Regions from separate parts of the Homo sapiens genome. Here regions 1, 2, 3 and 5 are each linked to region 4. A link is a contact called in ENCODE Hi-C or POLR2A ChIA-PET data. All regions are on one chromosome and are shown on one strand. The core of a region is the stretch at or near the end of the contact, and the rest is flanking DNA. Distances in the headings are between cores, read along the strand shown. Region 1 overlaps FOXP1 (forkhead box P1). Region 2 overlaps FOXP1 (forkhead box P1). Region 3 overlaps FOXP1 (forkhead box P1). Region 4 overlaps FOXP1 (forkhead box P1). Region 5 overlaps FOXP1 (forkhead box P1).

Region 1 (2,723 bases), core at 121-2,620, 300 kb after region 4:
CAGCTGCCTCTGAACTGCTGATGGAGCACCTCCATGTGAAAAGCTCAGAAGGCAAGTCATAATTTGATCCCCTCTTGACGTGGCCTTGGTTTCCTATTTTATCATTTTAGGAGATGCTTCCTTTTGAAATTTTCAAACAACCCAGCCCAACTTTTTAAGACAGTCTGCAGTCACCCCGCAATTGGGATGCTGAACATCTTTTACTTTCAAGCACTGCGACATCTTAATGGTGTGATGTGGAACAGGAAACATTAACTCACCCGCTAGTTTCAGTCACACTTCACAGCTTTCTAACACAAGTCAAGGACAACACGTAAGGAAGTTAGAAGTCAAGGGGAGTGATAATGCAGGCACTTCAGAAGAGAGAAGCATGCAACAGCATCAGCATAAACACGAACTTCTCAACCAACAACCCTCCCCCTTTTCACTCCTATTAGAAAAACTACATACAATCCAAAATGTTCTAGTGCTCCTTAAACCTAAATGCACGTGAATCACCTGGCCATCTTGGCAAAAGACTGATTCAGTCGGTCTGGGGTGGGGCCTGAGACCCTGCATTTCTAATAAGAACTCAGGTGATGCCGCGGCTGCTCGTTTGAGGACCACACTTTGAGCAGTGAGGGCATGGGGTCCCTCCCCCACGTCCTCACCTCTCTTCTCACCCTTCCAGTGAGGTCAGGAGAGCCCACAACTGAAAACAGGTTTCCACCTGAACAAGGCTGAAAACTTGTTTCAAATGAATCTGAAGTGTGGGGAAATAATCGAAAAGAAAGCCAAAAAGAATAATCGCCCAAGCTGCAACAAGTCCTTCCAATTAAACAGAGAAGGAACTCACTGGTAGTGCTGTACAGCTCCCACACTTCAGAGAAGGATCTAGGGGACAAACTTAACCAATGGAAGAAAAAAAGGGGTGAATGCCCTCTCTCTTGGCTGTGTAAGCCTTGAAATTCTTTCATCTCAGTAAGAGTTACCTACCATTTCTGGGTACACACACACACAAGCGCGCACACACACACACACTCACACACCCCTTCTTTCATATGGAGAAAACACAAACCAAAACTCCAATACAAACCCCCATGTGTAAGCTAAGACAAGTCAAGATTTCCTTGGAGAAAACTAAAACTCATTCAGGAGCCAGGAAAGAGCTGCCTGAAGCCCAACACCCAGCCCAATATCTGAGGCCTCCAACTCTCCAGCTGCTACAGGCAACCCAGTAAGATGCCAATGTCTCTGGTTCAACAGGTTTAGAACACCTCCAAGTCCCCAGAGACAATTTCACATCTTCAAAGCTCTCACTGAGGGTGAATTTATGAATCCACACAGCACCTACAAGTTCTTCCTTCCCTAGGTGCTATTAAGCCCATTTCACAGATGAGGAAGCAGAGAGAGACATAAGAATTGTGGCAACTTGCCAAGCGCATCGCAGAGCAAGACCAAGCGTGCATCCAAAGTGAGAAGGCTCCAGGCTCCCACTCCCAAGACCAACCCAGCCACTCAGAACATCCTAGTCACAGGCCCTGAAGCGGTGTTCCTTTGGCAAAGACAGAGGTTCACCTTGGACTTCTGCCAAGGAAAAACACATTAGTCCTAAAGGCGTGTCCTCTGTCTCCCCTCGCAAACTGCTCAACTTTATAGGATATCCGGGATTAGACCAGCTTCTCCTCACACAAAGAGCATCCCCCTGCTGGCTGGCATGCTCAGACATGGTTCTACCAGGGGTACAAAGCAGACCTGACAAAGAATCATAGGCCATAGAACCAGAATTAGAGAGGTAGCTGGCCATGGGGCCAACACAGGGGCCTCCCAGGCTGGCCTGTGTGGATTTCTCAGTCACGTTATCTGCATCCCAGGCACACTGTATCTCCCACCTCACTGAGCCCTTCAGCAACCCTGGCAGGGAAGTGCTATTATGCTCCCCCGCCGCCCCGCCCATTCTATGTGTGATCTAGCTGAGCCTGAGACATCTTCAGTTGTATTTAATCAGCTTGTCTTAGGTCACATGATTTCATGAATGGCCCTAAATATACCCGCAAGTCCATAAAGATGCACCAGCAGAAATATATTTCTATTTTTATTTCTTACTTATTTTATGTACATATTTATTTTTTAGAGACAAGGTCTCCTTATGCTGCCCAGGTTTATCTGGAATTCTTGGCTTCAAGTGGTCTTCCCGCCTCAGCCTCCCAAGTCGCTGGATTATAGGCCCAAGCTGTCAGGCCTGGCTTAGAAACATTTCTAATGCTAACATTTCTGCCAGAATGCCAACCTTTTTCAATAAGTAACAAAGAACTGCGCTGAAGGATGGTCCTTTAACCATAGTCTCACCAGCAGCAAGAAGGAAGGGACAATGATTTTGGCGACCAGGCAAACAGAGGCATCACCTCCTCTGCAGTCAAACAGGGAAGATCATAAATCCCAATTTGGGCTTTCAAGTCATAATTAGGATAATGTCCATCTTTTGCAAGCTCTGGCGATGTTGCAAGCACTGGGTAGGGCGCCTTCCCTATCTCATTTGTAATCCCCACCATAACCTTGCAATGTTACCAATGAGGAAACAAGTGCTTTGCCCAGTGCCCACAGCCAGGTAAAGAGGATTCCATGTCTGGTTCTCCTGACTCTAAATTTGTGATATTTCCACCACACCACACCATGGAAATTAGGTGGTTCTGTAAGAACACTGGGGACCACCATGCCTAAGAATCATAAAATGCAGCTAACTT
Region 2 (2,700 bases), core at 20-2,519, 370 kb after region 4:
GCTTGAACCTGGGAGGCGGAGGTTGCAGTGAGCCGAGATCGCGCCACTGCACTCCAGCCTGGAACAATTGGGAAACTCCGTCTCCAAAAAAAAAAAAGAAAAAAAATCAAAGAGAGAGCCTAATTTGCCCCATGCCAGGTTACTATTAAGCCTCCCAACTCCCAATACAGTGCCCTTTCTGCTTCACTACACTTCTCTCCATTATTTAGAATTTGCTTCCAATACTACTGCACTAAGACAGAAAAAGATGAGGGTCTTACCAATTAAATGCTATTCAATACAAACCCTGAAATGATAAGGTTCTCCATGAAACTGACCTCATCCAATGGCAAGGCTACCACAAATGATGTCAGAGTTGTCACCCAAAATGCCTGGCCTCAACCAATCATTGTCTCTGCTAATGACAAGTCACAGTGTTCATTACTACAGGGGAGTCATTGATTGCTGAGGAACAGGATGGATGGAAAACACACTTAGAGAAAAATATCATCATGTCCTTTCTAACCTCCCCCTAAAAAGTCAATGAATAACCTAATGAGGTAAATTATGATACAAAAAAATTTCCAGAAGTCTTTCAAAAAATCTTTGAAAATCCCAAGTTTCCAATCCTTTGGCTTTCTCATAAGTCCTGATCATACAAAAAGTTTGGGATAGGACTCTCTCAAGGAACAAATTAGACTCAAATTTCCCCTAAAACTCAAGATGAAAAAATTGTTGTCTTATTTCTTGGTGGCTCATGTTATCACCAAGTTGTAATGGGACCAAAAAAACAATTACTCATTCAACGTTGCACATGGACCAAAACTGAGATAGTCCATCCTTCAGAGTATGATTAAAACAAACAAGCCAACAGAGGAAGTTATCCTATGTCCTATTATGCCTTTTATAAATCCTCAGATCACCGCAGGAATTATCTGAAAAGATTACACCAGAAAACAATGACAGAGTTTGTCCCTTCTTTCAAGATAAGAATCTCTCATCCTGGGTGGGCAACTGTCTTGAAGGACTTTTTGTCTTGTGAATTTTCAGATGAATAATCACAAACATTCATTCACTCACCCTTTTGGCTAGCAGGCATCACATCCATCCGTTCATGGCTGACAGCAAATCAGAGAAGGGATCGAAGCCCTCACCATTGCCGAAATGTTTTGTTCGGAAACTGGAATTGTCAACAAAAGCTTCTGGGACACTGCAACACAAAAATATTTTTTACACATAACTAAGATGTAACTTCTAAAACCACCACTTCCTTACACTTGAAAACAGCAAGACATAGATTCTTGAGGTAGGGGAAAACACCGTTCAAGCCAGGGTATGTCAATACATCAAGTGTGATGCTGTTAAATATGAACCGGAAATACTGTTTTGAAAGATACATTTACTAATCACTTCAACACGTACACTGTAAAGTTGTTATTTATTATGGGCTTTGTACCAAATATTTTAAATATTTTAGCATATGAAAATACCACTTCCCATTATCAAGTCTTCAGGTAACAATAAACTGTTTTAACTAAAATATTACACAGATAAATGTACCATTCCCTATTAAGTTATGATCTTTTTCGAAGAACAAAAAAAGTAAAAAATTTAAATAATTTTAAATTATTTTAGAAATACTAGTACTAATAACGAACATTAAAACTAGTAGGAAAGGTAATCATCATTTTTTTCTCCAAAATAATTCTATTTTATTCTAAAAATGATTATGGATTACATAAGGAGCAATACTCATGGAGATGTTTCCATCAAGAAAGCACATACGGTGCGATGGTCAGGGCTCAAAAGCTGAGAAGCCTGAGTTCTGGACCCGGTATGGTCTTCAGTCACTAGTGTGGCCCCAGGAGAGCCATTTATCATCTCGATTCCAGTCTCTTCACCTGTAGGGTCAGGGCATTAACCGATGCTCTTCAAGTTCCTTCTACCTCTAAGCTTCTGTCTTTTTGAAAGAAGCATATTTCTTCTAAATACTTTAAACTAATTAACTTCTCCTTTAAGCTTCCTGATTAAAAAGAGATTTTTGGTTTTTGTTTTGTTTTTACCATGATTCACTCTCATGCTGACCTGCCATCAACACTGAAGATGTGCTGTGACCAGAGAGTTTTTCAAGCGCTTAGAATGCTAAGCCTGGCACCAGTACCTAACCCTATTGAGCCAGCATCCCGGCGGCTGGCAGCATCCCCTGGGTGCCCAGGAAAGGCTTCCATTCCTCTCCAATGAGCATAGCTCCATGTCCTGCAGAAATCTGTCCAGATGTATTCTAGATTGATGCTTCTCAAACTTCTGTGCATAAGCATCTTTTGGAGAGCATTTCAAAATACAGATTCCTGGGACCCATCCCCGAAGACTCTGATTCACTAGATCTGGAGTGGGCCTGAGATTCTGCATTTCTAGAAAACTACCAGGAGATGCTGATACTACCAATCATGGACCACACTTCGAGTCAAATGGCAAAGTCCTATTCTCCAAGCCTCCAAGCAGCTTTGAGATCCAAGAAGTACTTCCAAGGCTCAGACATGCTCCCTAAAGCCATGAAGTCTATGTCACATAGAAAAAAAAAAAAAGAAAAGAAAAAAGAAAAAGAAAAGAAATGAAGAAATGGGCTGAAGTTGTTTACCATCTTTAGGATAAAATTTGAATTTCTTTCCATGGCCTGAGGGCCCTACATAATCTGGCCACTTTCTACTTCTCTGACGCTGC
Region 3 (2,746 bases), core at 190-2,689, 270 kb after region 4:
TCAAAGAGCTCACAAAAATGTCATGGCCTCCAAACATGTATATGAAGGAAATGATGAATCTGTATGAATGGAAGATCTAAGTATTCTCCACTTGTAATAATAACACTCACCTAAAACAAAAATATCACATATTTCCAATTCTAGATTGGACTTTGTCAGGTTTCAATATTAAGAGTCAATTTTATTGACTTCCTCCAGTTTAAATTTAGAAATCTTTTTCTTACTGTCTTAACCACCCATGCCTACTTGCCCCCACTACAAAAAGTTTCATGGTTTAGACATAGGTTGAAAAATCTGCCTAACTAAATAAACAAAGACTGCCTTTCTTTCCAAATAAAAATGAGTTTAAGAATTTGCCTACTGTTCCCCCAAGACACAATCATATAGCAAATTCTCCCACCTCCAAAATGATTGATGTGATGTCTTTCCTTTCTTTCATCATTCCCTACCTTGTCTGGTCGCTGGTGAAAACCAGGAAGCCACAGACACACACTTCGGTCTTTCGCTTGTGCGGGCCTCAATTCTCCAATGCCAGGTTGCTGCCAATGTCCTTGCAGCCAATGGTAAACAGGCCACAAGGTTCAAGTTAACTGCGGAGCGTTACTACACTGAACATCTGGTCATGAATGAACGGATTGCCCACTAACTCTCAGCATTGGGCAGCTGATGAAAAATTCAACATTTTCCTTGTTGGCACAGTTGTTTTGGAGAATTCTCTAGAGCTTCCTGAATTATATTAAGAAAATTTCACTGCAGCAATCTATATCTGTGAGAACAGCTGGTGTTGAAAGGGATCTGCTGCTCTCTCTCTGTGCTGGGGGACCTCATGTTGGATCAGGACACTTTTACTACATTTGTCCTTGAAAACTTAGCCTTCGTTCAGGGGTACAGGGTAAAGCAGGAAAGACAGCTCACGGATGCTGGATTCCACACAGACGAACATCTTAATTCAGAGTGAAAAATCTATTACTCAGTGAAGAAGGCATTAAGATCAAAACAGTTCATTAGAAATAGACCTGTCTCTGAATTTTCTTTAGAAAACATATCTAATCAAAATTATCGTTGGGTTATGATATCAGATTGGTCCTATCAGCATGGCACATTTCCTAAAGATTTTCAGTAGAAAATAATAGTCCTTTATAAAACTCAACTAGATGCAATGTGTCCAAACATTACTTTTTCACCACATAACTGATTTTAAACTCAGCAAAGTGTTTTATTAAACCTAAGGGTGAAACAATTAGAGCAAATCTGATGTAATATGTTACATTATACTCAGCACTGGAAGAGGTCACAGTGACAGAGGTGTCTGAGGCTTAAGAAAAGAAATTCTCTAAAAATATAACAGTCGCGTTTAAAGAAATTAACTTGTTAATGGATATATGTGATATATTACTATTCTTTTTGTTTAAAAAAAAGGAAGTGGTAAACTTAAGTCAAGCTAAATTTAGGCTATTATCTATGCAGCATAAATTTCACTTCTGTGTATAAATGCTAACTTGCATATTTCTCCATGGTAACTAAACTATGATTAAAACAACAGTGAAACCAGCCTTTAAAGCCACCTGTTTAACTAGGAACAACCTAATTTACAAAAATACTTAAACTTTGGAAATTTCATGGGCATCTATATCGTGCTCTTCCCAGTAGAAAGCTCACTTTTCCATGAACATATAATTGCAATGCACTTGGCCTAGGTCGCAATCATTCTTTTTTTAACTAGTGTAATTTTTTTCATGTATTGTTCACGCTAACCTAAGTGGTATTTAAGATTGTAAAGAATAAGACTGTAATAACTCTTTCCAAGAAGAAAGTTATTTTACCGTTTGGAAGGGATTAATTTACCTAGAAAGTATCTTCACATTTTACAAAAAGAACAAATGAAAAAAGTGAGAAAATTCCAAACTGAAATGACTCTTTGAGATGGCAAGCCACATTCAAACTAATTTTTTTATTGAGATAGCCTGATAATTTACTAATGAAGAAATGGGCTATTTTATTGGTGAAATTAAAGAAATAATTATAATATGCCCAAGAATAATAAAAATGTAGGTATAAGCAATATTTTCTTATTTAATTATAAAACATAAAAGTAGGTTTGAATGTGAATCATTTTGAAACCTTAGAATTGGGTTTAGAATTTAAATACTGAAAACCCCATGAAGTTGAAGCATAATCATAATAGGTCAGGTTTGGTGTGAAAATCATGACTCATATTCATGACACATATTCAGAAATGCCTCATACTAAAACTTTATTATAATCAAAAATTGATCCTCAGTTTTTTTTTGTCTCCTGGTCTTTACATGATGTAATGTCTAAGACCACATTTCACACTGTTAAGTAATGATGACTATAGAAGACTCATAATAAAAAAAAAACTCATAAAATGTCACAATTTATAATTTTATGTATACTTGCCTCTCTAATATCATGTACATTTACGCAGTGGATGCTAATTAGATAACAACGGTATTACTATAATGTCTATAAAACCTGCCTTTAAAACCAAATTCCGTTAAAAATAGTCTTTTCAAGCTGACATAGCCCATTTCCAGGGTCATATTTAAAATAATTAGCACCATTGCTAGTAAATGTTCTAATAAAACTTGAAAATGATTTCTAAGCAAAATGCAAAATTCTCTAAACTTAACAAGAAAGTCTTCCAGTAATCTGAGATAATCTTTTGAAAGGGTGTCTGTGAAATCAAAGCAGTTTTAACATTTTAAAGTTCAGAATCTCTAGG
Region 4 (2,700 bases), core at 190-2,689:
AGTGCATAGTCTAGAGCCTCACACTCAATAAGTAACAAGTGATTTTGAAAAGTGCTGTATAACTATAGATTATGAAAGTAATAACTTCATGGTAGAAGATATGTAAAATGTATACATGAATTGGGAGAAAAATAAAAAATATGACACCATCACCTGCAATGACACATTGTCAGCATTTGGGGATATGATTAAGAAAAGAAATTTTTGGCCGGGCGTGGTGGCTCACACCTGTAATCCCAGCAATTTGGGAGGCCAAGGCGGGCGGATCACCAGGTCAGGAGATCGAGACCATACTGGCTAACACAGCGAAACCCCGTCTCTATTAAAAATACAAAAAAAAAAATTAGCCAGGCGTGGTGGCAGGCGCCTGTAGTCCCAGCTACTCTGGAGGCTAGGGCCAGAGAATGGCGTGAACCCGGAAGGCAGAGCTTGCAGTGAGCCGAGATGACACTACTGTACTCTAGCCTGGGCCACAGAGTGAGACTCTGTCTCAAAAAAATAATCAAATAAATAAAAATAAAAAGAAAAGAAAAGAAATTTTCTTGGGCCAAGCACTGTGGCTCACGCCTGTAATCCCAGCACTTTGGGAGGCCGAGGCAGGGAGACCGCTTGAGCCCAGGAGTTGGAGACCAGCCCAGGCAACATGGCAAAACTCCGTCTCTACTAAAAATACAAAAATTAGCCAGGTGTGATGGTGCACACCTGTAGTCCCAGCTACTTAGGAGGACGATGCATGAGAATCCCTTGAACCCGTGAGATGGAGGCTGCAGTCGGCTGAGATAGCACCACTGTACCCCAGACTGGGTTACAGAGCAAGACTCTGTCTCAAAGAAAAAAACGAAACAAACAAACCAAAAAGAAAAAAAAAAACAAACAAAAAAAAAAAACAAAAACAAAAAAAAAAAGAAAGAAGAAAAAAGAAAAGAATATTTCTTAAGCAAAAACTGGAATCATTTTGTATGGTCTTTTGAAAATTACATTTTGAAATTAAAAGCACATTTTGAGTAGAGATTTTTTTTTCAAATCTAATTTCTATATTCAGGTTCCAACAAACAAACAGCTTCAGGAGCCAAACAACCCAGGCACCTCCACCCTACTGTGGAGTTTTCTGGAAAAGCTTTCAACGAAGGAGTCTGAACAGTAAATGGCACTTGTCTAATTTTTACACTGTGCTTTAGAAACCCAGGAAGGAGGCCCACGGCACTCCAGAATTGAAGAATCACACAGTACCATACCAGGTTAACAGCAGGTTTCAATTCTTTTGCCCCCAAAGCATGAAACTACAGAGCAACCGCTGACTTAACTTTGCAGCGCCCATAAGCAGTACTGTATCTGTTTCTTCACAAAGAACAAACTTGACTTGATTTTTGTGGAAGTTAAATTGCCAACATCATATTGAGTTAAAGAGAAACAAAACAAAAATCAGAAGTTTCAGCCCATGCTGTATCTTTAAAAAAAATACATCCTTTGACCCTAAATAGATTAAAATAAAGAACGATTAGTCTTCACCACCTCCTCCCTCCCCCAACCATCAACATCATGCACTAGCTATATTTTCCAGGCCAGTTTCTTCATGGTAAAACACTTTCTCATGAGACTGCCTGTGGTCAGGGCTGACTATGTCACAGGAAAAAATGCTTCTCATGATCTCTAGATCACAGCGCTTCCAGGTCTAGCCTGAGCATTAAATACAGACACACCCGGAAATTGTAAATGATTTTAACAACAGGACATTTTCCCACCTCAAAACTGGGATAATCTTTGCAGCCTACCTATGTCCCTGGGGTGTTCTGAGTATTAACAAGTTAGCATTAGTCAGGCACTTTGATTTCTACAGACAAAGGGCTCCGTATAAATACAAAGTATGATTATCCAACCCAACTGCCTTTTGGAGAGAGGCGGAAAGGCCACTGCTTCCATCCTTGTCTTCTCAAGGGCAAAGCAACCTCCTAGTTATCTGCAGGGCAATACTCATGAAAGTTGCACTGTATCTGAGCCTCTGCTGCACCGTTCCCTTATATAGTCAAGGAAGAGGGAATCCCTTCTGTGTGCATATTTTCAATTCACATTCCAAAACAGTATAGGCAATGAAACAGATTTTCAGTTGTGATTTATAGGTCTTGATACGACTGGGCCAGGCACTGTGCTAGAATCACGCACATCACTTCTTCAGGATGTGGAGAAGTAAGGAAGCCCCTACAGAAAATCATGTTCCGGTATTTAAAGAATGTGCCAGTATGCGCACATATATCAGTGAATGCCTACATATTAAGAATGATTTCACAAAGCCATGCAAACCCCACTTGAGAACTAAAAAAAAAAAAAACGCAAATTTTAAATCTAAATTTAATATAGATTTGAGCCTTTCCCTTGGCCTCTGGAGGAATCAATTTGAGATAATGACAGCCTTGAAGATAATGAAATGGGTTACATAATATTAAAGACTAGAAGGTATTTCTGAGGGACACAGACATATAAGTAGACTCTCTGTATTACAGCACCTGCCTAACATCTTTAAAGAGAGGGGCAAAATGTTGGCCTCTGATAAATTACGTTGTACCCTAGCCACAGACACTATGGTATACTTTCCTTTAGTTGAGCTATTCATGTTTAGCTTTAAACATCAGAATATAGCCTTCGACAAAACGGTAAGAGTCACTGGTTTGTCCAATGGTATTATTATTTAAAACACACACACAT
Region 5 (2,700 bases), core at 67-2,566, 380 kb after region 4:
CAGGCACGGTGGCTCACGCCTGTAATCCCAGCACTTTGGGAGGCCAAGGCGAGCAGATCACCTGAGGTCAGGAGTTGGAGACCAGCCTGGCCAACATGGTGAAACCCCATCTCTACTAAAAATACAAAAATTAGCCAGGCGTGTGGTGGCAGGCACCTGTAATCCCAGCTACCAGGGAGGCTGAGGCAGGAGAATCGCTTGAACCCCGGAGGCGGAGGTTGTAGTGAGCCGAGATTGCGCCATTGCACTCCAGCCCGGACAACACAGCAAGACTCTGTCTCAAAAAATAAATAAATAAGAAGAGTCAGGCCATGTGCGGTAGCTCATTCCTGTAATCCCAGCACTTTGGGAGTCCAAGGCGGGTGTATCACTTGAGGACCAGCCTGGCCCACACAGTGAAACCCCGTCTCAACTAAAAATACAAAAAATTAGCCAGGTGTGGTGGTACTTGCCTGTAATCCCAGCTACTTGGGAGGCTGAGGCAGGAGAATCGCTTGAACCCAGGAGGCAGAGGATGTAGTGAGCTGAGATCCCACCACTGCACTCCAGCCTGGGCAACAGAGTGAGACTCTGTCTCTAAAAAAAAAAAATCAGTTGATCTTGGGCCTTGGGCTTTGGCAATCTGAGCCAGTCCAGGTACTTCAGAAAATGAAAGCACACAGGTGCAGCACAATGGAAAGGCTTCCCCCTAGACACTTATGTGTAGTGTCCTCCCAGTGCTGTAGTGAGCTCCTTGCTCTTCCCAGCCACCAGACCTGCAGAGGGGGCTGATGCCTACCAACTGCAATGTTCAACTAAGCTCTGTCCAATCGAGTCAGCAGACCCAGCCATTGCTCATATTTACATTTGTAAAAAGTCAGGACGGAAAGTGTTCATTCCTGGCATGAACTCCCCAATCTGGGCTCATAAACATAAATCAAAGCTGAAGGTCATTTTTAAAAAATCAGTACATGCCTCATTAAAACAATTTTTTTAAAACTGAGTTTCTTGAACCACGGCCTATAATTTACAAAGTGCAAATGTCTGAGATACGTGTGCTAAATTTAAAGAAACAACTATTATTAAACACCCCATTATGTAAGGCAGTGAAATATATTTGCACTCTGTATATCCGTTATAATATTTCAACTGAGCCTCACAATGTTTGGCAGTTCTTTCCTTCGGTGATAATAAAAGGCTTTTCTTTCCATTAAATATCTAAATTAAGTCAAATAGTGTATGTTAAATAAGCCCATAAGTCCTTTTGTATGATGCAATGAAGTCTTGAAATGCTTATCTACTGAGCACTCTGGCTTAAAGGCTGGTGGTTTATGTCCCCTGCAGAGCCCCGGGACCCTGCTGGCTTGGCCAGACTGTGAAAATAAGCTTCAAATGACCAAACGCAACTGCAACTTTAAAAGTAGGAACCAGACCAGACACAACAAACCACAGTGTAGTCAGCCTCACTTGTCATAATTCATATGTGTGGAATTCAACTGTAAAAGCATTCACAGAGTGCTAAATTTCCTCCATTGGGGCATTCCATGTGGAATGTCAGATTTTGAAAAGCTGCTGATAAGCCACTCCTGATTACAAGTCTACAAGTTGTAGAATTAATAAAAAAAAAAAAAAAATTACCCCAACCCCAAAACATCTCTGTCTGTGTCATCCAATCCTAAACAATGTAGGCAAGTGCCAATATTTTTAAATAACCAGGCCATAAAAATATGCACTCAATTGGTGGCCCTGTATGAACACTGACTTCCTTTTTTTTGGTTTTCTTTTAGCTCCATGTCTACATTATTCTCCATTTTGATGGCCTACATAATGATCACTTATAGCAATCCTTTTTTTGAAAAAGAATCTCATCATGGTTCAATGACTTAAAAATATAATCCTTACAGATTTTTAAAAGAGAAACTTGAATGGATAAATATATTCATGTGTAGATTTCAAAGCCATGCATGTATATATAGATGTAAACACATGAAAATGTAATAATCCAATTAGCACATCTTTTTTGGAAACTAAATTAATCTTAACAAAACTGGCCTAAGGCTCAGGTAGGAGTTGACGGAACTGCTGGTGATGACGACAACAATAATAGCTGCCATTTAGTCAACATTTACTTTGTGCCAAGTGCAGTGCTCAGCCCTTGACATAGATTTTCCCATTTGGTTCCTCACAACAAAGCTCTGATGTAGGAATGCATCTTTATACGTGAGAAAACCACGGCTCAGAGATGGGAAGTCACCTGCTCAAGGTCACATAGTAATTAAGTGGAGGGGAACCAGGGGTTGAACCTAGTTCACATTGTGCTATATTGCCTCCCAGTGGTGCCTTAGAGACAGGATATAGGGCCTGGCGAAGGGTAGGGTAATATACCTGGCCCCTAAATGACCTCTTATCTTGGCTAAGGACAGGCAGCATAGCCTAGGCCCCATCTCAGGAGAAGATTTAAGAGCAGACACACCCTGTAAGCAAGGTAAAAAGCCAGAGCCATATCCCACCTCTCTTGCAGACACAAAGGAAGAAATCCCCACCCAAAAATGAACTCCTAACCTTCCTCCACCTATTACCTTATTGCCTTGTTACCAAAAGCACCATATGCATGTTCCTGAAGAGTCTATTTTTCCCCCATCACAACACACTTAAGTAGTACATATTTAAGACAGAAAAGCAATAGTAGTCCTCTTCTTTCTACAATGCAATCCAACTTTT

The links. Hi-C counts contacts between places; a loop is a spot of excess contacts on that map. ChIA-PET counts read pairs that join two places held with the same protein, here RNA polymerase II (POLR2A). Pooled maps may share reads with other maps.
Region 1: a pooled map shows a loop between it and region 4 (6-fold over the local background). The contact joins two enhancer-like sites. A Hi-C loop is called at or near these places in 5 of 50 pooled maps. POLR2A ChIA-PET finds 5 or more read pairs at or near these places in 4 of 52 experiments (CD4-positive, alpha-beta memory T cell, CD8-positive, alpha-beta memory T cell, HepG2 and 1 more).
Region 2: a map of natural killer cell shows a loop between it and region 4 (2.8-fold over the local background). The contact joins two enhancer-like sites. A Hi-C loop is called at or near these places in 7 of 168 maps with a recorded cell type or tissue (CD4-positive, alpha-beta T cell, CD4-positive, alpha-beta memory T cell, CD8-positive, alpha-beta T cell and 3 more) and 9 of 50 pooled maps. POLR2A ChIA-PET finds 5 or more read pairs at or near these places in 9 of 52 experiments (CD4-positive, alpha-beta T cell, CD4-positive, alpha-beta memory T cell, CD8-positive, alpha-beta T cell and 6 more).
Region 3: a map of OCI-LY7 shows a loop between it and region 4 (10-fold over the local background). The contact joins two enhancer-like sites. A Hi-C loop is called at or near these places in 5 of 168 maps with a recorded cell type or tissue (Calu3, OCI-LY7, cardiac septum and 2 more), 2 of 37 single-sample maps with no recorded cell type and 15 of 50 pooled maps. POLR2A ChIA-PET finds 5 or more read pairs at or near these places in 6 of 52 experiments (AG04450, CD4-positive, alpha-beta memory T cell, OCI-LY7 and 3 more).
Region 5: a loop to region 4 is called in a map of B cell, with 12 times the contacts of the local background. The contact joins two enhancer-like sites. A Hi-C loop is called at or near these places in 7 of 168 maps with a recorded cell type or tissue (B cell, CD4-positive, alpha-beta memory T cell, K562 and 3 more) and 11 of 50 pooled maps. POLR2A ChIA-PET finds 5 or more read pairs at or near these places in 3 of 52 experiments (T-cell, activated B cell and activated naive CD8-positive, alpha-beta T cell).

Annotation. Positions count from the first base shown.
Region 1 is chr3:71,421,866-71,424,588 of GRCh38, forward strand. All of the region lies in intron 3 of FOXP1 (forkhead box P1), which reads right to left. Among named protein-coding and RNA genes, the nearest start is that of MIR1284, 120 kb to the right of the region's middle. RefSeq lists an enhancer at 135-184. Within about 2 kb of position 1,371, at least 8 of the 41 ENCODE cell types and tissues checked have a DNase peak (open chromatin) inside an H3K27ac peak, as active enhancers do.
Region 2 is chr3:71,492,367-71,495,066 of GRCh38, forward strand. FOXP1 (forkhead box P1) reads right to left here. Exons shown (of 21, transcript NM_001349338.3): 3 at 1,060-1,189. Among named protein-coding and RNA genes, the nearest start is that of MIR1284, 48 kb to the right of the region's middle. Within about 2 kb of position 1,270, at least 5 of the 41 ENCODE cell types and tissues checked have a DNase peak (open chromatin) inside an H3K27ac peak, as active enhancers do; they include CD8-positive, alpha-beta T cell and natural killer cell, where a contact is called at or near this core.
Region 3 is chr3:71,391,037-71,393,782 of GRCh38, forward strand. The region is part of intron 3 of FOXP1 (forkhead box P1); the gene reads right to left. Among named protein-coding and RNA genes, the nearest start is that of FOXP1-AS1, 100 kb to the left of the region's middle. RefSeq lists an enhancer at 1,217-1,296. Within about 2 kb of position 1,440, at least 4 of the 41 ENCODE cell types and tissues checked have a DNase peak (open chromatin) inside an H3K27ac peak, as active enhancers do; they include OCI-LY7, where a contact is called at or near this core.
Region 4 is chr3:71,125,997-71,128,696 of GRCh38, forward strand. All of the region lies in intron 6 of FOXP1 (forkhead box P1), which reads right to left. Among named protein-coding and RNA genes, the nearest start is that of FOXP1-AS1, 160 kb to the right of the region's middle. Within about 2 kb of position 1,440, at least 10 of the 41 ENCODE cell types and tissues checked have a DNase peak (open chromatin) inside an H3K27ac peak, as active enhancers do; they include B cell, CD8-positive, alpha-beta T cell, OCI-LY7 and 1 more, where a contact is called at or near this core.
Region 5 is chr3:71,509,900-71,512,599 of GRCh38, forward strand. All of the region lies in intron 2 of FOXP1 (forkhead box P1), which reads right to left. Among named protein-coding and RNA genes, the nearest start is that of MIR1284, 31 kb to the right of the region's middle. RefSeq lists a silencer at 659-953. Within about 2 kb of position 1,317, at least 4 of the 41 ENCODE cell types and tissues checked have a DNase peak (open chromatin) inside an H3K27ac peak, as active enhancers do; they include B cell and OCI-LY7, where a contact is called at or near this core.